Linked DNA regions of Mus musculus: regions 1 and 3 are each linked to region 2. Evidence: chromatin loops called from intact Hi-C (ENCODE). Cell type or tissue: left cerebral cortex. All regions are shown on one strand. Region 1 overlaps Map4k5 (mitogen-activated protein kinase kinase kinase kinase 5). Region 2 holds the start of Map4k5 (mitogen-activated protein kinase kinase kinase kinase 5). Region 3 overlaps Map4k5 (mitogen-activated protein kinase kinase kinase kinase 5).

Region 1 (8,000 bases), 57 kb after region 2:
TTCATTCTTTAAGTGCATATCAGCTTTTGGTGGTTGTTGTTGTTGCTGCCTACATGTATGTCTGTGTATCACATGTGTGCCTGGTGCCTATGGAGACCAGAAGGGGCATTAGGTCCTTTGTAAGAGCAGTCACAGATGGTTATGAGCTAGCTGCCTTGTGGGTGCTGCAAAATCAGCCGGGTCCTCTAGAAGAGCCCCAGGTACTCTACCCATGGCTTAAAATACTCTTAATCTGTCTTTAGCCAGCATTTCCCCTAATACTGCACCCTTATACACCTGCAAAATTTCCCCTTAAAGCTGTCCCTGGTGCTGGCACGCCCTTCAGTAAAGTCTCCAAACCCTTCCTTCTGTTCAACAAGTGAAAACTGAGTTGTCGTCTGAATTTCAAGGCCTTTGGGATCTGACTTACCGTCTGTCACACAGCTTCCTCATCCTACCTAATTTCAGTGCTGTCAAGTAATTACCAACCGCACTTCCTGCAAGTGCCCCTGTCGTGCATCATGTGATCACGTTCTGTGTCTGGTGCATCTCCAAATACTGCACAGCCGACGCCTGCTGTATCTCAGGCCCCAAGTAGAGTGCAAGCAGAGTCTCTGTGCTCTTCAAGCGGGTACACAGGGACGGCTCCCTGTGCAGGCTTTAGTAGTGATTCTTTTCTTAATTACTGACGGGTGTCTAACTCTGAACATGTTTGTATCCTTTGTCTTCCTGGACTGAACTCTGGAGGCAAGGTTTGTCTGACTTTGAATCCCTTCAAAGTTTTCCACAGCTTTGGGAATATAAACTGGGATATTCAGTGGGATAACTGAATACACGTGTACAGCATCTACTGTTCATTGTGTTGCTGCTGTTTTTCTTAGAAATGTTTTAGTAGATATTTATAGTTGTCAATAAGCAATAGTTGTCAGTAAGCAATTTTAAAAGAAAGTTTAAACCTCTTATTTGTTGTTGAAATTTTTAAGAGTGTATGTTATGCTTATATTCACAGCCCCACGCAATCATTCGTCATACCATTAGATCAACAAACAGGAATTCCAGAGCGGAGCGGACAGCTTCAGAAATAAACTGTACGTGCCTGCTGTACATTTTTTATTGGTGGTATTGGAGGTTGATCTGGGTATTCTTATGTTTTGGAGAATGATAAAATCTTAGACTAGTTGAGGCTATATACTTTGTTTCAGAATATATTAAAAATATAGGTTGCTTTTCTAGTTTTCCTGGAATTATGTTGGTTATTGTTTTTAAATTGTTTTTATTTTTAATTATGAAGATAATTGTGCCCGTTGCTGGTAGTTTACAAGAAATAAGAAATAGAGAATTTACATGGCCCAGTGTCACATATCCCATAGCCATCCCACTGTTAATACTTTCTGACTTCCTGCTTTCCCATTAATATTTCATGTGGCTAACAATATACTTTTACATTATAGAGAGACATTTTCTGTTTTCTGGTACTGGCTTTATAACTCCACACAGTTATAAACCTGTGTTGCAGTTTGAGCTATGTATGTTTCATACTGTAAAGATGGTCTTCTATTGGTGTTTAGGTGGGTTTTAAATATTTTAGATCAATGTGAAGATGACTCTTTACAAATATTTAAAGTAGAATTTTTATTTCCTTTTAATTTAATGAGTTATAAACATTCAAAAATTTTACAATCAACTGCCTTTGTCTCCTCAGCTGCATTTAAAATAAATTAGAAGTTCTAAAGGCCTTGGTGATGGTATCACATACCTTTGATTCCAACACTTAGGAGGCTGGGACAGGCAGATCTCTACTATGAGTTCGAGGCCAGCCTGATCTACAGAGTGAGTTCCCAGACAGCCAGAGCTACACAGAGAAACCCTGCCTTTAAAAAAAAAATGCTTGTATATGATTTCCTGACTTAGACATGTATTTGTTTCAAGATTTCTTTCCTTATAAAATGAAATGCATGCCTAACAATACAAATATATTTTTATCCATAATGAGATAAGATGGTTCATTAAGTATTCGAACCAATTAGAAATCTTACAGATAAGTATTAAATCAATCGCTGTGTGCATTTTGTTTTATTTTTATTTTTTGGAAGGTGGCTGCGTTACCCAGGCCAGGTTCAACTCAGTGACTTCTCTTCCTTGGTCCCTGGAGTTCTGAGTCTGTAGAGTTTACCACCTCCCCACCCCACCCCCAGCTTAAGTTCATCCATTTTCTTTAAACCAAGTGTTCCTGGCTCTTTAAAAGAATGCCTTCTCTTACCCGTTGCTAAAGAGGATGTGACGTAAATAAGCCAGTAATACCTCTAGACTCAATGTCTTCGTTGTTGCTGTTGCCCAGCTTGCTGTCTTCTTGCCAAAATTATCAGTTTGTTATGTGCCTGCTGAGCCATCTTGCCAGAGCCTTGCTGCTTCTTATGCAAAGTTTTGTGGTTCCGGATACCAAAGATGTCCTTCTTTGACATAACTGTATTTATCTTGTGTAGCTATATAATGTGCTATTAATGTTGCCTGGTTTGTCTTGTATTTATAGCCTTTGTACTTCGTGTGATATTCTTTGTTTTAATTTACTCATATTTTATTGTGTGAATGAGTGCTGTGCTTGCATTGTAGGTACAGCATGAGTGTAACTGGTGCCTAAGAGATCAGAAGAGAGTATTGGATCCCCTGAATCTGGAGTTAGGGATGGTTGTGAGCCACCGTATGGGTGCCAGGAGCCAAATCTATGTCCTACGCAAGAGTAGCAAATGATCTTAATCACTGAGCCATTTCGTCAGCCCCTTACGGTATATTCTTGATTTCAAAACTGCAAAAAGCATGTTGTGTGGTGTGTTGTAGTTTGCAATCCGCTTTCTAGATACTTACCCTGTTGACATGAAGCTGGGAGTAAAACGTGGACCAGCTTCAGTGGGGTCAACTGCTTCAGCCCTTTTTGGCTCAATGCCATTTGTTAAAACTTGTGATCTCTTTGTTCATGGATTGAAGATACCATCTTTATTGTAGTACTAAATCCCCCTGCTTATGGTAAGTGCAGCACACTTGTGAGTGTTACCTCTGCTAAAGTCTTGTCGGGGCTGTCTCTTCTCCTCCTGCTTCTCGTCATCCACTGTCCAGGTGCACACATTGTTGTTCTTCTTTTAGCTGTATCTGATGGTTATATAAATAAATGTTAGAGTCTTGTTATCTGATTTTAAAATATATTTTCACTGATGTGTGACTGAATTATATATTGATAGAGTTGGCAACTTTATGATGCTCAATCTTAACTACAGAGCCTCCTTTGGGGGGAGTTGTTCTGTTTTTTGGAGATAGCCAAAAGATTTAGGTTTTCCATGAGTGCGCAGGGTGCTTATATTTTCATAGAGTATGCCTTAGAAGTAGGAATCGCTACTGATGATTTTCTTCTGTCTTCACGTTTAAACACTTACAATTTTAGAGACACTGGAATGTTTTATGGCTCTGTTCTTGCTTGCTCAATAGATTTCAGTTCTATTCTGGCTTTTGCTTCAGTTTTTTAAGTTGAGCTGGTAACTTACATATAGTAAATGATCAAATCTTAAATGTTACACATGGTAAAATTTAAATATACATCCACGCATGTGGACTGCCCACAGCTCACTGTGCAGAACCTTGCTGCAGTCTCGCCCATGTGGACTGCCCATGGCTCACTGCAGAACCTCGTCACAGTCTCAGACTTCATCATGCTCTGTCACTCAGTACCCTTCCATTGTCTACCCCCACCCTGAATCCAGATTAATCAATATTCTGATCCCTGTCACATAGGTTCCTTTTGAGCTGCTCTTGAATTTTAGACAAATAGCTTAACACAGTGGACCCCTTACTTCAGCCATATCTGTGAGAGGCGTCCACACCATTGTGTAGGAATACAGACAAGTGAAAGCTTTCTGAGTATACTACAACACACCCATCTTCTAGTGACTTTGTATTGTATTATGATCACTCTGTGTATTCCTTCTATATATTTTTAGTAGACATGAATGACTTTTGAGCCTGGTTGTTGATATAGCAGAGTCTGAGGCAAACAAAGGAAGAAAGATTTGTTTTGGCTCTTGACGCTAATGTTTCTGGGCCTGTACTGAGGCAGGACAGTCTAACTGAGGTTCATCATGGAAGAAAGCTGTTAATCACATGGGATGAGAAATCAGAGAAAGTAAGATGAGCTGGCCTGAGACAATGCACAGTCCCCAAAGACCCACCACTGTCAGTTAGGCCCCACCTCTTATCTCTGTCATCTCCCAGAATCCTTTCCATTTATAACTCAACCTTGAATTAATCCATTCTGAGAACACGGCCCTGTGAGCCCATCAGCTGGCAACCAGCCTTAGCACATGGATTTTCATGACATTTCACATTGAAACCTTAACCATCCTGTGCTAAACTGACCAGGGATAAAGAAATAGTCCAACAAGTTTCTATTCATTTATTCCTTGTAGTGGTATAAAACGTACCGTAAAACGCACGCGGCATCACAGCTAATGAAGCAGTAGAGGAGGAGGAGTAGAATAGGACTGAGTGACTCAGAGGGAAGCAGCGTGTGTGGCAGCGGAGCTCTGGGTCTGCCGTGGAAGTAGACTGACGCCTCCTGCAGCTAGGCGCTGTGCTTGGGAGTGCCTTCATTTGAAGCTGGGTGTCTGCATTGCATTTGAGTCAGTGACTTAGATCTTCCAGACATGATACAGTGATTCACTGTAATGAGCAAGACTTTACCCAGGAGGCTCCTGACCGTCTGACTTAAAGAGCGGTTTCTCAGAGGGCCGTGGAGCTCAGAGAGAGCACTCATTACATGAAATGAGACACATGCAGAATATCCTTGGGAGAAATCATGTTCCTTCCGGCCTTTGCATTTGGATTTGTGTTTGTCCTCCCAGATGTCAAATACCAGGAAAGGTCCCCGCCCCCTCTCTCTGACCAAGAGATAGTCATATTAGTAGTGTGACACACAACCTCAGAATTCACAAGTTTGAGGCAAAAGGATGACAAGGATTCAGGGCCAGCCAGGATGACTTGGTGAAACGCTTGCCCTTTTTTTGGTTTGGTTTGGTTTGGTTTGGTTTGGTTTGGTTTGGTTTGGTTTGGTTTGGTTTGGTTTGGTTTTGAAGACAAGTTGAGTAGACTTTACAAGCTCGTTACATGTCCACAGACTAAAGTGTTTTCTTTTATTTCCTTTGCCTGAATGACAGTGAAGCCTATTAAACTTCCATCAGGAAATGCTGCCCCTGGCTCAAGTTTCTGCATCTATCACAGGCACATAGCTAAGCTGCATTTAGCATATCCAATTTTACATGATGGGACTCGGGTTCTCTTGTCTGCCTGGAGGTCACTAAGCTCCTTAGGTGTACGGATGGATCCATGGTTTTCATCAAGTTTGGCTGCTGTTCCTTTGAAATGTCTGATGGTCTCTGCTCTGCACAAGTGTTAGTCTTGTGTTAAGTGTGAACACACTGATTTCATAGATGACTGCAGCTTTGTCCTTTCGTCATGCCTTCACATCCACACATGACAGGAACTTGTTCCTGTGTCCACTCTGCTTTTAAGCCGTTCAGTGAGCTTTATGTCAGGTACAGTAGTTTTCATACGTAAATTTTAGTCATGCGCAGATTACATGTGTACATATAAACACATACTTAGACATATAATTTCAGTTTCTGTGCTGAGATTGTCTGCTCACGCATTGTCTCTCTCTTAAGTCCTCTTATGATACGTCTTTAAAGTTCCTGTCTGTTGATCACCTGTATGGCCTTTGTCTGTTTCTTCCTTTCTTCAGCTGTCTTTAATTCCTGTTTTCTACCTTCAACTCCATCCAGAACTTTTAATTTGTGTTTGTTTGTTTGTTTGCATCTTGGGCAACCTAACAGCATACTAAGCATCTGAGTCTTGGCCTCTTCCTTTGAAGAATGAGTTACCTGGCGGCCAGCTGACTCGTTTAAGGCCCCATCCTGTTTCTCTGACTGTTTATACGAGGTTCTTCTGGGCAGAATCTCAGATGTCTGCCCTAATGCTGCAGGCTGTCCCTTGCTTCCAGCGCTATCTTCTAGCTGTACACAGCTGCCTAGAACTCCAATTCCAGTGGATCCCTAAGGTCACCAGACACTCTTGTGAGCACCATATATACCTGGAGGCAAAACACTGATACACATAAAACAAATATCTCTTTTTCTAAAATATTTCTAGGTTATGTTAACTGTTATTAATGAATAGTGGCTTTTATTTTAGATTATTGTTTTAAGTAGATGACATTTTATGAAATATCTTCCTCTCTTGGGCCAAAAATTTTAAGCTAGACATGGTTGTACACACTTGTTATCCCACCGAACACTAAAGAGTCTAAGGCGGAAGGAAGACCCAGAGTTGGAAGCCAGCCGAAGCTGTACATAGTGAATATCAGGCCAGCCTGGGTTATGTGGCAGCCATTAAAAAAATAAAATGAAGAAGGGGGGCGGGGAGGGAAGCTTATGATTTACTATTTGGCTCCATAAAACTAATTATGTTAGTGGTTTGTATTGAAGATAAATACAACTAGCTCTTATTTGAAAGCCTTTCAGCAGTGAGCTAAGATTGTATTTATATATTATATGTATATATGTGTAAATGTTGAAAAAGCAACTTTGGCCTTTTAATCACATCAATTTCTTAAATTTCTTCAAAATTATAATAGCGTACCCCTAGAGCTCGTGTGTCTAGCTGCATATGTAGCAGAAGATGGCCTAGTCGGCCATCATTGGGAAGAGAGGCCCCTTGGTCTTGCAAACTTTATACGCCCCAGTACAGGAGAATGCCAGGGCCAAGAAGTGGGAGTGGGTGGGTAGGGGAGCAGGGCAGGTGGAGGGTATAGGGGACTTTCGGGATAGCATTTGAAATGTAAATGAAGAAAATATCTAATAAAAAATTTTTTTAAATTATAATAGCTTTAGGTAGGCAATGAAAACTTTTCTCTATTCTAGACTATTTCACCTAAAAGAAATTGCTCTTTGAATCTGTGGGATAAATCTGAAAGTAGTCTAACATGATCAAATAACATGTAGGAAGAATGCGGCCATAGATGAGGAGCGCCATTCTGACCACTCCTTGGTTCTCCTTAGATGATCTGCGCAGAACGTTGCTAGGTTTTCTCCACCACAGCGCTGTTCCCTAATCTCCAAACAGCATCTGTGATCTTTGAAGCTTTTTTTTTCTTTTTTCTTTTTGGTCACCTACTTCCAATAAAAAGTACAAAGGTACTTTTTAAATTTCCTACTTTCAGCCAAGAATTAAGCCTAGAAGATAGGGGAAATCTCTGATTGTTCCTTTATCTGGGTGAGTAGAAAGGTGTTGTGTGGGAGGAATAAGAGAGTTTTTCTTCTCTGCCTCCTCAGTGGCAGCCGTTCTCATCTCATCCCCTAAGTTAACTGCATAAGATGACAACTTTTATGAATATGTATTTTTGTACACTTATATATCTGTTCTATATTTTGCAGTTGACAAATTACAATTTGAACCTCCTCTGAGAAAAGAAACAGAAGCCCGGGATGAAATGGTAATTGTGACTTTAAACCGTTTTCATGTTTAAGATAACTTAGAATGAGATATATGTCAAGAAGTAAAGTCGTATACATATTAACTTCACTAATCTAGCTCACACTCTGCAGTGTGAGAAATGATGACTAGGCACTTTGATGGTACTACGGGCTGTGTCGTTTGACCCACTCACCTGGGTACTCCCAGTTTTTTGAAGGACGCACATGGATTACTGAACTCCGACTGGGACTCAGCCCGTAACTCTTTTACTTGCTGGTTCTCTTGAGTTTTCAGTAAGCATATTTTTGCATTGCTTTACTGTTCATCTGTGGGGTTGGGCACATGGCTGTTAGTGGAACACTTGTTGTGGGTTCTAGCGTCTGTCTGTTACTATAGCTTCATTGGCATTGTCTGTGGTTTGGGAGGGGACTCGTGATGTAGCCCAGGCTGCCCACCGATTGCTGCAGTCCTCCTCCTTCAGCTGCCTAGTGCTGCGGTGGCAGGCATAT
Region 2 (8,000 bases):
CTGGCCTCTGCTTCCCAAGTACAGGAATTAAATGCATGTGCCTCCATATTTAGCAGCCTAATTTTAAGATTTCAACTAGATAGTTTTGCTTGGATAATAAATTTTGAACCTAGACTACATAAAACATAAAAAAATTCTATGGCCTTGATTTTTGTTGTCATTTAGTCTTGACTGTAGAGATCACGAATCACAGCTAGTACTTTAGTGAAGAAGATTAAAAGAGAGGGAAAAGCATAACAAACCTTTAGTAAACCACAATAGTTTGTTATATGGAAAATAGCAAAAAGCTGGAAAATATGGCCAGTGAGACCACACAGCCTATATAAGCTGCTGCCTCCACCTAATGGCCTGAGCTTGATCTACATACTGGAAAGTCAGAGTTGACTCCCACAGTTGTCCTCTAAGACACACTCATACACACATGCACATACATACGCACAGGCATGCACACACATACACCATAGCATTAGCACTGGCCCCCAAGAAATAAATAAATTGCATCAAAATTATTTATATATATATTTGGGGGGTTTGAGACAGGGTTTCTCTATATAGCACTGGCTGTCCTGGAACTCACTCTGTAGACCAGGCTGGCCTCGAACTCAGAAATCCACCTGCCTCTGCCTCCTGAGTGCTGGGATTAAAGGTGTGCGCCACCACTGCCCGGCCAAAATTATATTTTTAAAAGCTGAAAAACATTTACTTATTGTGTATTATTGTGTGTGTGTGTGTGTGTGTTTTGAATGAAATACCTATTAAGTCATGTTTCTTCTTATTCCATAGCTTGTCACTATAAAACTGAGCAATTGTAAGTGCTCTTTCAACATTAGCTACACTGACTTACTAGTATGTAACTTTCAACTTGGAAACTACATGCTTAATTGTTTAAGATTCAAATTAAGCCTACTCACAGCTTATAAGTAAATTGAATTTGAACTTCTTTACATCACTGACCTTGTTAAAATTAACTCAGCTAGTTCTGAAAAAAAAAATCTAAAAATTCCTTTGAAGTTAGTGTAAAGCAAATGTCTTCCTGTTTGCTTCATCTGTGGTACTAGGAAAATGATGACTGTAGCAGACACTGATTCCCAGCAGCACAGACGCCTGTCTCTCCAGGCTATCCATTCTTTGGCTGATGGTCAGAGCATATGGATCTGCCATTACTGGCAACATAAATTATCTTCACTTGTGACCTCCAACTTTTTATTACCTAATTCATTTTAAACAGTATGTTCCTACAACAATACACTTGGAGGCTTGTCAGAGGATATTTATCTCTGTCTCAAGCTGGCTACTCAGGTTTCCACTCTGTGAAGGCTCACAAGGGAAATGTCTCTGAGGTCTTAGCATCAGGAAAAGATACGCCTCTCTTGATCAATTTGTTCATCTTCCTCTCAAAAGCATACAAAGAAAACCCACCCTCAAGTCTTCTTTGTGCTCTCTCTCTCTTGCTCTCTCTCTCTCTCTCTCTCTCTCTCTCTCTTTTGGTTGCATTGTTCTGGTTTCCTGCTTCCCCCCTTTCAAATCTGATGCAGTTTCCTCTCATTTATTTTTATCTTGTGTAAAAATAAGTATTTTGTGTGAGCTGCCTCAAACTCTCTACGGGATAATGCAGGTATAAATAAGAGCAAATACATCTCACACTAGACAAAGGATCAACATCCCCATTTTGACTCTAAACTTGGAAGACTGCTCTCCCCTCACACAACACTGGCCCTCCAGGTTGACTATCCTGCGGCCAGTGTGGTGGAAGGCCTTCAACCCATGAATATCCCACAACGGCCTAGTCACACAGTGGGTAAGGGTGGGTTTGACTACATGACCACCATAAATCCATGACAGTAAACAAGTACTAAGATACCAATAGAACACTTGAAGAGATTTTGAGTCATCGAAGCCAAAAATATGTGCCCACCAAAACAAGTGCCAAGAAGATTTCAAAGAAGGAACTGTTCTTCAACCATTTTTTTTTTCAGTGCAGCACACACACAGGCTTTGTCCCTGGGGCATGTAAGTCTGGGCTTACTTATGTTCCCTAAATAAGTGCTCTTTGTGTGTGGATCACGAGAAAATGCATACAGTCTCTGTTCCGTTAAGGTGTTAATTTAATTTCTTCATTTATTAGCTATAAGAAGTTATTTCTCAAAACAGAATTAGAGTGTGTCTGGAGTCACGTGTCATCTGAAATTTGTTCTGTTGTCGTTTTTTTTTCTAGTTTTTTCAATTTTCTTACATTTTTATTTAATTTTGTGTTTTGCCTGCATGTACAGCTGTGCACCATATGCATATGTGGTGCCTACACAGGCCAGAAGAGGGCGTTGGCCCTCCCTCCCAGCCCACTCTGGATCCCAAGTTGGAGTTAATGAGGAGTGGGCCGCCACGCAGGTGCTGGGAATCAACCTCTGAGCTGCAGCCGGTGCTGCTAACAATTGGGCCATCTTTCCAGTCCTTATCTGGTTTTCCAACTGAAAATCTCTGTAAGACTCTAGAAGTAACTTTACCAGTATACATAAAATTGGCAACTTCATTTCTACCTTAAGAACAAGACTGGAACTCAAATTACAAAAGAGATTGAAACATTAACCAAATCACTTCTCATAACTCCTGCCCAATATTTTGGGCATTGTTAGTTAGGCCTCTTACATTTTAAAGCCTCTTACATTTTACACTCCTCTTTACAATGCTGTAAAAATGGTTTACAAACATTTCTCGGGTGTCAAATGCAAAACCTATCCTCTTCCAGCTACAGATAAGGACACTGGGATGTTGCCACGTATGCCTTGTCCCAGATCACCTACTTTGGAAGCAGAATCAGACAAAGGTCCCTAGCTTTGCTTTAGCATCTCTAAAACTCCTCCCATTAACACTTGCAATATTGCGGTGATGCCCAGAGACCACAGAAACTTCGAAAGGAATTGGGGTTTTCAAAAATGGCTCTGGGAAACCCTGGTGGAAGACAGGTTCTGCAGGTGTGCGGTCCAGCCTCGGAACTGGTACCACCGGGAACAGTGTGTGGAACAGGACGGTGCAGTCGGGTGTGCCGGCATTTAGTTAACCCGGCACTCCCCCACCTCCTGCCCGGGCGGCCTCAGTTTACCTGTACCGAAAGGAAGCAGAAGGCAGCGCTCCGGAGGCCTGCGGACAGACCCTCCTCCTCTAGTCCGCCGGCCACTGGGCGAATCCTGGCCGAGGCTGGGCGGGTCAGACGCCGCACGAACGCCTCCGGCGCCCCGCAAGCAGCTGGGAGGCGGGGCGCGGCGGCGTCCAGGGTGTTGTGCACTCGGCGGGCCTCAGGGCGGCAGTCTGGGCCCGCGGCCTGCGTTCTCGGGCGGGCCAGGCTCGATCCGCGCCGGCCGCGAACGTGTCTCCCGGTGACGCAGCCGCGGGTGGGGAACGTGGTGCGGCGGCGACTGTGCGCACGGCCGTCTCGGAGAAGACGCGGGTCTCCGACGCCGGCGCTCGGCCAAGAACGGACGGCCTCTCGGGTACGGCCGGCGCGGGGCCTGGCGGGACCGACGAGGCCCGGAGGCTGCCGGGGTTGCGCCCCGTGACGCCCCCCGCGCTCGCTCTCGCCGGTGCAGGCGCAGCTGCGAGCCGAGGCTCCATGTTGGGAAGCGCCGCGCGCCCTCGTTAGCGGGAGACGGCTGCGGCGGGCAGAGCCCCGGACTGGGCGCAGCGAAGATGGAGGCCCCGCTGAGGCCTGCCGCCGACATCCTGAGACGGAACCCGCAGCACGACTACGAGCTGGTGCAGAGGGTCGGCAGCGGCACCTACGGGGACGTGTACAAGGTGAGGCCCCGGCCCGGCCTGCGAACGTGGGGCACCCCCGGGATGCGCCGGACCACAGCGTCCGGCCAGGAAGCGGCCCGGAGCCCGCCGCACCGTTCCGAGCACCCTGGGTTCCCCATCGGTTCTAAGGCTAGCGACCGGCAGACTTAACCGCACCTTCCAGACCACGGCTGAGCTTTTTTTGTGGTTTTAAGGCGTATTTATGGTATTGAAGTTATTCCGGAGGATGGTTTGGTGTTGATGTGGGGGGAAAATGCTTCGCGGAAGGCGGTAGATAGGAAAGAGTATTGTAAATCTAGACCTTTGCGTCCTGTACTGGTTTGGGTGAACTTGCCTTGAAAAAAATCTCTGTGGAACCGGACTCTAAATTGTCAACTGTAAGTAATCTGGTTCTGGAGTAAAAGGATTTGTGTGTAAACATGACAGCCTGTAGGAAGATGTCTTTGGGGACCGGTGAGGTGGCTCAGGGTGTTAAAGGCCCTTAGAGCCAAACCTTACTTAGGACCCCAGAACGGTCCCCGGATTCTCTTGGTGGAAGCACGGATCCCCCACACATACACACTCACACACTCCCAGGAAATAAACAAAGTGTAATGAAATTTAAACATATTTAGAGGAAGACCTTTGTCACCTGGCAGAAGTTTAGGCATTTTGTATCTGGTTGATAATAATGAATATAACTTATGGGGTTTTCCTACTAAACTAATTCCTCTCTATGGGATTTATAGCATTCCATAATCATGAGTGGATAATTACTGCTACCCTTTTTACTGGTCTCTTATATTAAGACAAATAATAATAAATTTGTAATCTGCCGTTACACAACAACAAAAAACATGCCATAGCAAAGCAAACCGATTTCTTAAGTCTGCTAAGTTTTTGAAGGGTTCAGAGGAAAACACTGTCCAATATTCCCTCATGGCTTTTGTTCTTTGTCCCAAAGGGGCAGAGTTAGTGCAGTTCCTTATGGGGATTAAGAAAAAGCTTATTTTTGACCTGGGTGTTGGTGGTGCACGCCTTTAATCCCAGCACTCAGGAGGCAGAGGCTGGTGGATTTCTGAGTTCAAGGCCAGCCTGGTCTACAGAGTGAGTGCCAGGACAGCCAGAGCTGCACAGAGAAACCCTGTCTCTAACACCCCCCCCCCCAAATAAAAGCTTATTTTCCTTTTGCAACAGCTTGATATTTTGACCTATGTATGTATCAGTATGTTCCAAACAGCAATCTGCATAGAGCCCTGATGGCTGTGTTTCATGAGTAATTGCTTGACCCCACTGAGGTATGTTGACTTGCACAGGTATAATGCAAGGAAAACATCTCTTTTCTCTGCTTGTTTTTGAGTAATTTTTTGCTGAGAGTAGTACCTTGGGGTGATGGATTCTGAGGTAAGAACTCTGGGTAGGCTTTTTACCCCTGAAAACGAGGCATTTGGGCCCAAGCAGACACTGTTCTAGCAACCGAGCAGTGCAGCAGCAGTGAGCAAGGTCCTGACTCTGGCCTCGGTTACCTTTGATGCAAAGTGCACAGTTAGAATGGAATCCCCTTCCTTATGGAAAGTTAATGGTAGCTAGCACAAACGTCTCTATTTGCTCATTACCCATTTTAGGAAATGCTTGCTCTTTAAAAAACAGAAACTCCTGTTTGCTTTCTTGGTCCCATTTTAAATCATCTTTGTCTTATGATTCACTGAAAGTTAGACCAGTTCAGTTCCGTTCATAGTAATTATACAATACTCTAAATTCTAGCTTTTGCCCCACCCTACCCCCTTTTTCCCCTGGTACAGAAAATTTAAAGGGAGTATTTCCCCCACACAAGGATCTTGCTAAGACCTCCACGGTTTTCTTTTCAGAGCAGCTCTCTGGAAGGACTGCATCCTTCCTTAGGAAAGCAATGTTTACATTAAAAGGACAGCTGTCTGCCTGCCTGCCTGCCTGCCTGCCTGCCTGCTTGCCTGCTTCTTCTTACCCAGCTGCTTCCTGGTCCTGCTGCTCACTTCCACAGCTCAACAGACATCAGAGGCTGAAAGCTTCCCACCCCACCTGGGCCTCCCACCTTTCTCAATCAAGCTCACGTTATCACGTGTACTTGAGGGCTAGGCCAGCCTCTGAGTCCCACGCAGCCTTTAGACACTCGTGTGCCCTTCTGTTTGGTGTGTTCTAATTCCTGAGGATCACCTCCCTCCCCCATCCTCCACCTGTTGCCACCATTGCTGTCTAGGAAAACAGTTCTTGGTTCTAGTAAGCCCCAGCCCCTCACCCTGACCCCTAATCTCACCCACCACTCTCCCTCTCCCTTTTGCTCTTACCACACTGGCCTGCAGGCTTTCCTTAAACAACAATAAGCATCTCCTCCTTTGGAGTCTTTGTTCTTGCTACTTCCTCTGTTCAGTATCTTCTCCCAGACAGTGAGCGTCTTGCTTCCTCCTTCCCTTTAGACGAACCTGACCGTCTTTGTACTTGCTGCTTGCTGTGTCTAGCTCAGTGTTTATTACTTGCTTTTTTAGGTGTCTGTTTCAACCAAAACTATCAATACTCCACAGAGACGGGCTTTCCGCCATCCCACCCGGTTTTGCTGCATCTTAACCTAGAATTAGGCAGGACATGGAGTATTCCTAAGAGGTTGACAGAGTGACAAAGGGCTCTAGGTGGTCCTGTCACCTAGTTGTCTGAGCACTTAATTTTGACATCACAACAGTGCTTGTATTTAATTCCTTGTGTATTCCTGCACTGTTTTGTTTTGCTTTAACAATAGCCACATGTCTCTTTTTATTACAAATTTCAATAACTTGAGTTCTCTGGGAAAACATTTCTGAAAAGCTGTTTTATAGCATATTTATTATCAGTGATCTAAGTCCTGTGGAATTTTGTGAATTTATACTTACTCCTTAATATGTCTAGAACATGAGACTTTGGATTTTTTTTCTTTTAAAGCAGATTGATTGTATTTTTAAGAAACTGTATTTTTAAGAAACTGTAAATCCTGGGGCATTTTAGAAGTGTTTTCCATCTGTGATGCAAACTAGTAAACTAATTAGTGAGAAATAATGTCATCTCTTTATCTCTTACCCATCCCAGTTTGTTTTTATGCCTGAGCTATATTATGAAGTAGTAACTTTAAAAAGACCCTCGCCTTGAGATTCTTTGTAATTTTTACACTCTGTAAACACATAGGTCCCCTAGGGATCTCCTTGTTTCCCAAGAGGTGCAGACTCCATCTTAAATAAGGAGAGGAATGTAAAGATGCACCCTATAATTGAGAGCAGAGCAGGAGGTGGTGGAGGGGAGATGGAGGGGAGACAGACATAAAAGAAAAGAGTGTGGTGGATGGAGGAAGAATTAAGCCCCAGCTAGGCGGATCCTGATTGTGACACTTGCTAAAAGGAGGGGGAGAGCTGGGTAATGCCCCCCCCCCCCCACCGCCTGTCCACAGAGTTGCTTCCAGTCAGTATGAAGGTTCACAAGCCGCAGGGTGAGCACCTGCCTCTGCCATTTTGTACCAAAACTGCTTCCAGGCTGGTGGCCACAGAAGCTCTAAGATCGCTTCACTTTTCATAAGATATAAATCTAGAGTAGGGGACCCATGTACTTCTTTTAGACTCTTTTCAGCTCTTTGATTATCCATGAGTGACATGTTTAGTTCTAGGACAACAACCTTCAACTATATTACAGCAAGCAGACCAATGCCTAAGAAATATTTGCTTAATGATATTAGTGGTAGTAAATTGCCCAGATGTAATAAATACTGCTACTAATATAGTTTTTTTCAGGCCTTTTCCTAGATGTTTTTAAAGGAATCTGTTTCTGAAATGACTTACATTGTTTCAGACGCCAGCCAGTGCTGCATGTAGCACATGCTACAGTGACCAACAGTTTCTTTAAAATTACTGTTTTTAAAAGGAGCCATTGAATGAATCTCTAAGTTTCACATTAGTTATTTCCAATTTTAAAGATTCTTTTGCCATTATAAATGACATAATTTGCATAGAAAGCTTTGTCATATATATAAGCCTTACCATTTCTATGAGTTCTTCTGGAAGCTGGATGAGTCAGATCTGCAGTAATGAATTCCTCTTTTATTCAAGGCCCCCTTTTCTCCCCAAGCCAACAGTCAGAATTCTGGAATGGCTTCAGGCATTTTGAAACATTTGCTAAGATCGAATGGTAAAGAAGCAGCTTAGTACATAGTGACAGTGAGTGCTGCCTCTGTGCTGGGG
Region 3 (8,000 bases), 80 kb after region 2:
CTTAGTAATATCTTCTCTGTAACTTCCCGTTACTTAATAAGCCTCTGGAATCATCATAGCCATGTGGCCAGTCCTCTTAAGTTTCTCGGAACAACAGTCTTGCTCCTCATCACAGAGAAACGAGCTTTTATAGACAAGGCAGGGTGAGGAGCAACCTTCTAGCTGACCTCATACAACCTGCTGTGAACGAGGGATTGCTTATTCTTCCTGTTTGTCTGTTGCAGCATTTCGATTTTCCTTTACCAAGTCCACTGAATGTTTTTGAAATGCTGGTGATCCCAGAGCAGGAGTACCCCATGGTTTGTGTGGCTATCAGCAAAGGCTCGGACTCCAGCCAAGTAGTTCAGTTTGAGACAATCAACTTGAATTCTGCATCTTCCTGGTTTACAGAAATTGGTGCAGGTGAGTGTTTTTCACTTGGTTATGTTCCTGCTTTTACCTGTATCAGAGGCAGAGACTTAAGGTCAACCATTGTGGGCTTCTAATAAAACTGTAAGCATAGGGGCTGGAGACATGGCTCATTGGTTAAGAGCACTGACTGCTCTTCCAGAGGACATAGGTTCAATGCCCAGCACCCACATGGCAGCCCGTAAGTGTCGGTAGCACCTGTTGCAGGGGCTCGCACACCCTCATACAGGCACACATGCAGGCAAAACACCAAGGAATATAAAATACAAATAAATTATTTAAAAAATAAAAATAATGTTATCATAATTTTCTAAGTAAAAAATTACCTACATTTCTAAATAATAAGAAATTATCTACATATAGTATATGATCTCTGTTTGCCCAAGGGCCTTTTGTTTGTTTGTTTGTTTGTTTGTTTATGGGTGACCCGCTGCCACCATAGTCAGTTTTAGACAACAAGCCTGATATTGTGTAACTCACAAATTTACTGAGAATTTAACCAGCTTGTAAGCCCTGAACTTTGAATACCTGCTTTGTGGACCAAGCTGTAATTCCCAGTAAGGGAAAAGAAGAAAGCCCCTTGCACCTGTTCCTCGCCCTTCTCTGTGGTCTTAATGGCATCTGCAGTTGGGTGTGTGCCTCCTATGAAGCTAACAGAAGGGGTAAAGTTCCTGTCACCAGAGTAAGCAGCCGAAATACAAATGATTCTTGGTTAGGCAAGGACCACAATAAGTGGCTATGGATCTGTTTATTAAAACTGTGATTAGGCCAGGCCTGATGGTGGTGCATGCCTTTAACTTGAACATTCTGGAGGCAAGAGCAGGCAGCGCTTCATAGTCAAAGCCTGTCTCCAAAAGAATTGAAAATAAGAACAACACAAACCCAAGTGATATTTACACCGTAGTCCAGCATGGCGATTGTTGCATAGTTACCCACAGTGATTCCCACCCTCCTCCTTCAGGCTGGTGTGTGGGAGCTTACACTTCTCCATGCTAGAGGTGGATTGAGTCCTCTTTTGAATCTCAGAATTTGAGTTGGTTTTTGAGATTTTGATGTGGTCCAGTGCCTCAAGTGCCACATTATATCCACCTTTAACGTTGTCCCAGCTGAAATACAAACAGTCCAGTAAGTACTTCCTGAGCAAGCCAGGCCTCTGAGGTTATCATGCGCTCGCCTGAGCACACGGACGAGGCCCCTTTCAGTCCAGCTTTGGTCCTCATTAGGCTTTGTTTGCACAAGTGATCGTTGATCCAACCCCAGCTGTGTCTGTTGTTGAGCCAAGAGCCTTTAGCTGGCAAAGCTGTGGCCTTGAAAGGAGCTCTGTTGTAGGAGTCCTTCCTCTGCAGATTCTGACTCATTCCTCATGATCCCTGACTCCCAGGGCAGCCCTCAGCATGGTCACTTCTTGGTATTTGTTGAGTGAGTGAATGAACATAGATTAGCTGAGAAAAATTACATCTGGTGTGTTGCCTGAAAGATGCTTCATTGGTTGTCTTGACAAGGCTGCCTACTGTGCTGCTCAGTGATGTGTCTGTAAGGGACCATGTGCCTGCTGTAGAAATGGGTGACATGACTACCCCCATGGTATGGTTAAGGGGAAACTTTTTATTGCAGATGTGAGAGAGGAAATCTGGGAGAGTCCAGAGCAGAGAGAGAAAGAAATAGGCTGAATGTGGCAGCAGACTAGACAGGGCCAGGGCTATCTGCAAGAGATAGGAGATTAGCAGAGGATAGAAAATAGAGACTGACCGCCTAGTGAGAATCACATCAAGAATAGCAGGGTTATAAAGAGAATGAATAGCTAGCTGCAGGGAGGGAAGCCCAGGAGCTGGAGGGCGTGTTGGGGAGGTGGGAGGGGAGCAGAGCTGGGATGCCAGCATGGGCTCTGAAATGTGTAACAGGAACTTGGGTACTGAAGGAGCCTGGAGGTCAGCACTGGTTTAATATGCTCACACGCACCACAGGTAGCCATATGTCCCCACAGGTAGCCATATGTCCCCTTTGCCAGAGGGAAAGGAAATGGCTCCTTTTGGCAGGTGAGAACTAGTTTCACAAGTTCCTGAGAAATGCTGGCTTCTATCTAACTGCCAGAAATCCTCCTATGTGTATACAGGTTAAGCTCATTTCTGGATATTTGGACTGCCTTTGGGGTTTGGGAAAGTGAAGTTTCCTTTGGACTTGACAGATTCCATCTCTTGTGAGTGCAGAACAAAATCTAAGCACTGTGTGCGTGTATCGTCCTTTCCTTCCACATACCTGCCCTTATCACATCATCACGATAGCCCACCTTTCTAAAGCAAAAGTAGTAATTAGGGCAGTATTGATTTTAGCTCAGGTATCCATTTCCGAGCTGAGCTGATGTTTGTTCTTCTAAACTGAGGTACATACTTCTTCTTTGTTGTTGTTTTGTTTTGCTTTCTGCGATAGCATGACACGATGCAGCTTTCACCATATTTCAAGTAAATCTCAGGAAGATTCAGACTTTGTTGGTTTCTAAGCCTGCTTCACTGAGTCTGTTGTTAACGGTAACCTTTCCCCACTTAGGCAGCCAACAGCTGGATTCCATTCATGTGACACAGTTGGAGAGAGATACTGTTTTGGTGTGTTTAGACAGTAAGTATTATTTTGAAGTTTATTTTGAATGTACTACTTGATAAAGCAACCCCTTTTAGTGAAATTAAACTGTTATTCAGGCCCTTTCTCTTTAAGTGACCTGGTTGTATTGATTAAGCAGCTAAAATTCACTGCAGCAAGAGGCTGAGCTGCTGTCCCTAGGTGCTGTCCTTTGTTTTACATTTGACTCATGTGGAGACATTAGCACTGTCCCCCTCTTAGGGAATCTCTGTATAAACTTTCCCCTCTCTCTGTAATTATGAGAGTAGAAGGTCACAGAGTCACTTAACATGAACTTCTGGAGGCTTCTCAGGCTTGAAGCACTCAGGCTCCTGATCTGTTATGCAGGAGACATGTTACTAATGGGAGCAGATTGCAGTGTGAGCAGGGAAGGCAGAAAACAACAGCTTAGCAGACGTGTTACTTTGATTTTTGCAGAGGAGGCACTCCAGTTCTCAAAACCCATCTTCTCTTTGTGCAGTAAGTGTTATAGGATGGACTGTACCCAGACTTGGGATTATATTTGGAACATGGCTGTACAGCTTGCTTTTAGTGGCCAAACCACCTGTATGTATAAGATCATCTAATAACACAACTGAGTAACCCAAAGGCTGCAGGGCCTCACCCCTTGCCGTCCCTTGGTAAGGGACTTGACTCTAAACACCTGTCAGGTAGAAGTGTTATAAAGTTATCTATAAGGAAACTACATCCTTTTTTAATCCTAATAGATACAAAGTGTCTTATTAGTGTAACATAAGCATGACAAGACTCCCAGAGAGCTAAGGCCTTCCTGCTAAGCTCTGCAGGTCTGTGAATCATCAAAGGAAGGCCTCAGCCTCTGCTTTCATCTCCTTGTCTTATATTGTAACAGTCTTAAGAACACATTGGGTAACAAGACTCCCTGCTTCCTGAAGAAACCGTTTTCTGTTTTTAAAGACATACTTTTGAAAAAATATGTTCCCAGCTCTGTGATTTATAAGTTGGCTTTGGTAGACAGCAGTGGAGACAGGCTTGGAATCTCAGACTGTGGGAATGCACACTGAAAATTGAAGTTGTTGGGATTTTTTTTTAAGTCTCCTTGAGCTAATGTGAGGGAATGAGAAAACAGGGGGAGCAGAGGGAAGGAGGCTGTGTGTGCTTGTCCCCACCCCAGACCTCACTGCCCTGGGGTGCACAGGCCCATGGGCCCCGACTCACTGGGCTCCTATGGCCAGTCAGGAATTGCTGCAAGTGTTACTTGATAAATACAGTGAGATTTGTGAGGGAGAAATCAGAACTTGTGGCTAAATATTCAAACATCAAAGTAGCCACTTTTTAAAACATGAAGATATTCAGTATATGCTCTGTAATTTTAAAAATAGCAAAGTCCCACTTATTGGGGAAAAAAAGGCACTGTAAGTGTGTCCTTTAAAACATATTAGTGATGATTTGTTACTGGGCATACCCAAACCAAGATAAATCTTTAAACTTTATTAAGAATATTATTTGAGGGGCTGGTGAGATGGCTCAGTGGGTAAGAGCACCCGACTGCTCTTCCGCAGGTCCAGAGTTCAAATCCCAGCAACTACATGGTGGCTCACAACCATCCGTAACGAGATCTGACTCCCTCTTCTGGAGTGTCTGAAGGCAGCTACAGTGTATTTACATAAAATAATAAATAAAATCTTTAAAAAAAAAGAATTTTATTTGATACCCCTATAAAACCCATTATATTTATTTTAAGAAATTTTCATTTCTAGTCTTGACTTTTTTTTTTAATTTCCTTTAAGAATTTGTAAAAATTGTAAATCTACAAGGAAAGCTGAAGTCCAGTAAGAAGCTGGCATCTGAGCTCAGTTTTGACTTCCGCATTGAGTCTGTGGGTAAGTCCTCTCCTGCGGCCGGCCGTGGATAACTGGTGGCTTTGATGATGCTCTCCCTGGGACGCGTCACTGCACCAGCTAGGTCGTGCATGTGGCCCGTGCTTTCTAAGTTTTCAACTAATTTCATTTTTTTTATTTTATTAGTTTTATACATGTAATTCACACTAATCATGGTCCTGTCCCTGGGTATTGGTTTTTAAACATGCTCAATATTTTTTTAAAGCATTATATAGGATTAGGTGTGGTGGTACAAGCTTTTAAACCCCAGCACTTGGTTAGCAGAGGTAATTGGTTCCCTGTGAGTTCAAGGTTTCAGGCCAGCCTGGTCTATAGAGCAAGCCCCAAGCCAGACTACTAGTAGGACCAATCTCAAACAACAATGGAATTTCTACTTCCATCTTTTTTGCTGATATGTCAGCATTTTTCCCCAGGAGAATAGAAATTGTGAGGAAAAAATATGATAGAGCCAAATATTTATTGTACTTAAAAGAAATATATATGTATATTATATAATTACCTGTATATAGCTTTTTAAAATGTTTCTGACTAGTTAAAAAACATTCTGGATTTTTAAAAATTAATTAATGTATTTATTTGTTTGTTTGTTTGGGGGGGTTCTGGTTTTGTTTTTTATTCTAACCTGAGCTTCTCATATTAAACTAGAATTTTCTTGTGCACAGTGGGTAAATATGTTGTGTCCTTGTGTAACAGATGATAGAAAAGTACCTAACTCGCTGGGGCAGAAACCCTAAGCTATCTGAAGAGTCAGAAAGAAGGGACTTCGGAAGCTTGTGTCTTCCGTCCCTGTTAAACACTGCATACGGCATGTCAGGCTCTAAGACATAATATCCTTAAGGAGTGTGGCGTAGATCCTCAGCCTCTTAGCTGAGATGTACTGATGTCACGTGTGCCCCACTGTCTGGAGAATTTTTACTGTTGGACAGAAGTCTCCTCCTAGATGGCCGCCACCCCATTTCAGTAAAGCTTAAAATGGTGACACATTTTAAGCTTTGTCACATCTAGGGAAGCATGCGATCTGTCATCGTCAAATGCTTCTGTCTCTATTAGGCTGAGTTGTGTTGTGTCCCAGACACTCATGCGCTAACCATGGTCTTATTATCCCAATGAGCAGCATGGATTGCGTGCTTGTCGGGCGAGTACAAAGCCCCCTCCATTTGCTCCCTAGCACAAGGGAAGAGTAATCTTGACTCTTTTCCACCGTTATGTTTGTTTATGGTTGTGGTTTTTAATTCTAGTTGCAAGAATAGTCAGTAAATAATAAGATACTTACTTAGCAACTGCCTGAGGTCACAATATTCAACGTGATTAAGTTTTGGATTATGAAGTGGGTTTATTTTTTTAAATTAATTTTGTAATGTGAAAATATGAACATAAAAGTTACCTGCTTGTAGCTACTTGAATAACTTCTTTTAAATCCAAAACCCCACTGCATGTTTTTACTGTTTTAATCACTTAAAACAGAAGCTACAGCATATGAAAGAGAAGTCAACAGCCAATACTCAGTTTATCAAGTCAGCCCGTGTTGGAGAAATGCCTGCAACATGCATCTTTGAAGCTTTGTAACTGTCTCAGTCAATTACTTGAGTTTAGACACTCCTTAGTCACAAAAATGTTGAGCAGTAATGGTCTAGACAGTGGAATTTTGCCCCAAGCACTTGAAAAGCCTTACATTATCATTTGTTAAAAAGTTAGGGAGGTGCCAGAAAGATGGCTCAGGGCTGCAGAGCAAGGCCTGCAGCTGGAGTTTCCCAGCGACCCTTTCTGGCCTGTACCTCCAGTTCCAGGGGATCCCTTGGCTCTGGTCTCCGCAGACACCTGCACACACGCACATCACACACACACACACACACACACACACAATTAAAAGGAATAAAAGTAAATCTTTTCTTTAAAAAAAAAAAAAGGCAAAAACCAAGACAGTCTGGGGAACTCTGTTGTGCTTCCATTACATGTCCCCTCATCTTTCTCAGTGTGCCTTCAAGACAGCGTGTTGGCTTTCTGGAAACACGGGATGCAGGGTAAAAGCTTCAAATCAGATGAGGTAAGTTTGCACCATTTACCTCCCTGACTCCTACGCTAGATTTTAATGGCGAAATGTTCATTGTTCTCCTGTCCTCTCTGAGTCACATGGCTTTGCTTAGTGCCTTGGATGCCGTAGCTTGGCAGGATGCGCATCAGTGTTCTCTCTTCCTATATGTTCACTTTGGTACTTTGGTTTTGAATCCCCAGTAGCCATGAGGAACTCCTAAATGTTTGCACAACCTCATTCCTTTCGCTTCATTTTTCAAAATTTAGTGACTATTTTTCATAGCTACTATTGTTATAAATAATATATAAGACCTATTATGTTCCAGGCAGTTTGCAAATATTAGCATATTTAAGGCTCAAAATGATTCAGTGAAGTAGGCACGTGCCTAATGAAATGGCAGAGCCTAGGTTGGAAGGTCTTCAAGCATCACTTTAAGCCAAGATGATCAGGGTGCTTTTATGCAGAGGAGAGTTTGGCTCCCTCCCTGAGGGACAGCCCTCAGGGAAGCATTTCCCGATGTCAGATTCTTCTACACCAAAGGCTCATAAATCCACGGGACTGCCTGAAAGTGGGACCTTCTTGCTTTTGAATTTAGTTTATCTATACCCTTATTTATATTTTAATAAATATTTATACTTCTAAGAAAAAGATGTTATAAACCAGCAGTCATTGGTGAGTTGGTTTATTTACTGACCTGGGTCACTAAATGTCACCAGGTCCCTGTATTTAGTGAGATCTGTAGTCCTGCTCACTGCCACAGTGCTAATTATTCTGTTGTTGTTTTGTGTTCAAGACAGGCTTTCCCTAGAGTCCATGAGCACAGCCAGCACACTGAGCGTGCTAGCTGTTCTCACGCTCTGCGCTGTGTCATTTCTATCTTTGGAAAACTCAAACCCAGGGTCTCAGGCATGCAAGGAAGGGGCTTTCTGCTAACCAACATGCCCAGCCATGTAGCTGCCTGCTTGTAACGCATCTCACTTTAACTACTCTCTGCACGTCTGCCTTTCTGTGATATTCTCATCCTTTGACGTACACCTAGTTGAAGTTTAACCTCTGCCATAAACTAA

Evidence for each region. A loop is a pair of places that touch in the nucleus more often than their neighbours do. Peaks named below come from ENCODE experiments on the same cell type or tissue, not always from the same donor. Only the 100,000 strongest peaks of a DNase experiment are listed, where the experiment ranks them.
Region 1: it touches region 2 in a loop (2.9-fold over the local background); 10 of 42 quality-filtered maps call a loop at or near these places.
Region 3: it touches region 2 in a loop (2.5-fold over the local background); 3 of 42 quality-filtered maps call a loop at or near these places.

Annotation. Positions count from the first base shown.
Region 1 is chr12:69,831,062-69,839,061 of GRCm38, reverse strand. Map4k5 (mitogen-activated protein kinase kinase kinase kinase 5) reads left to right here. Exons shown (of 32, transcript NM_201519.2): 13 at 989-1,067; 14 at 7,452-7,510. 4930512B01Rik (RIKEN cDNA 4930512B01 gene) reads right to left here. Exons shown (of 8, transcript NR_033573.1): 6 at 3,029-3,123. Among named protein-coding and RNA genes, the nearest start is that of 4931403G20Rik, 8.6 kb to the left of the region's middle. In left cerebral cortex, a CTCF peak has its summit at 4,599; DNase peaks (open chromatin) are centred at 3,641, 4,607, 7,372, 7,825 and 1 more place; H3K27ac peaks cover 187 bases.
Region 2 is chr12:69,888,442-69,896,441 of GRCm38, reverse strand. Map4k5 (mitogen-activated protein kinase kinase kinase kinase 5) reads left to right here and starts at 3,279. Exons shown (of 32, transcript NM_201519.2): 1 at 3,279-3,789. The coding sequence starts at 3,682. Atl1 (atlastin GTPase 1) reads right to left here and starts at 3,337. Exons shown (of 15, transcript NM_178628.5): 1 at 3,098-3,337. In left cerebral cortex, CTCF peaks have their summits at 2,280 (motif pointing right) and 3,287; DNase peaks (open chromatin) are centred at 3,338, 3,837, 5,825, 7,906 and 1 more place; H3K4me3 peaks cover 3,633 bases; H3K27ac peaks cover 2,783 bases.
Region 3 is chr12:69,808,157-69,816,156 of GRCm38, reverse strand. It overlaps Map4k5 (mitogen-activated protein kinase kinase kinase kinase 5), which reads left to right. Exons shown (of 32, transcript NM_201519.2): 27 at 225-402; 28 at 2,953-3,021; 29 at 4,791-4,883; 30 at 6,875-6,945. The region is part of intron 2 of 4930512B01Rik (RIKEN cDNA 4930512B01 gene); the gene reads right to left. Among named protein-coding and RNA genes, the nearest start is that of Cdkl1, 21 kb to the right of the region's middle. In left cerebral cortex, no CTCF peak of the experiment used is centred here; DNase peaks (open chromatin) are centred at 1,400, 1,678 and 3,422; H3K27ac peaks cover 1,059 bases.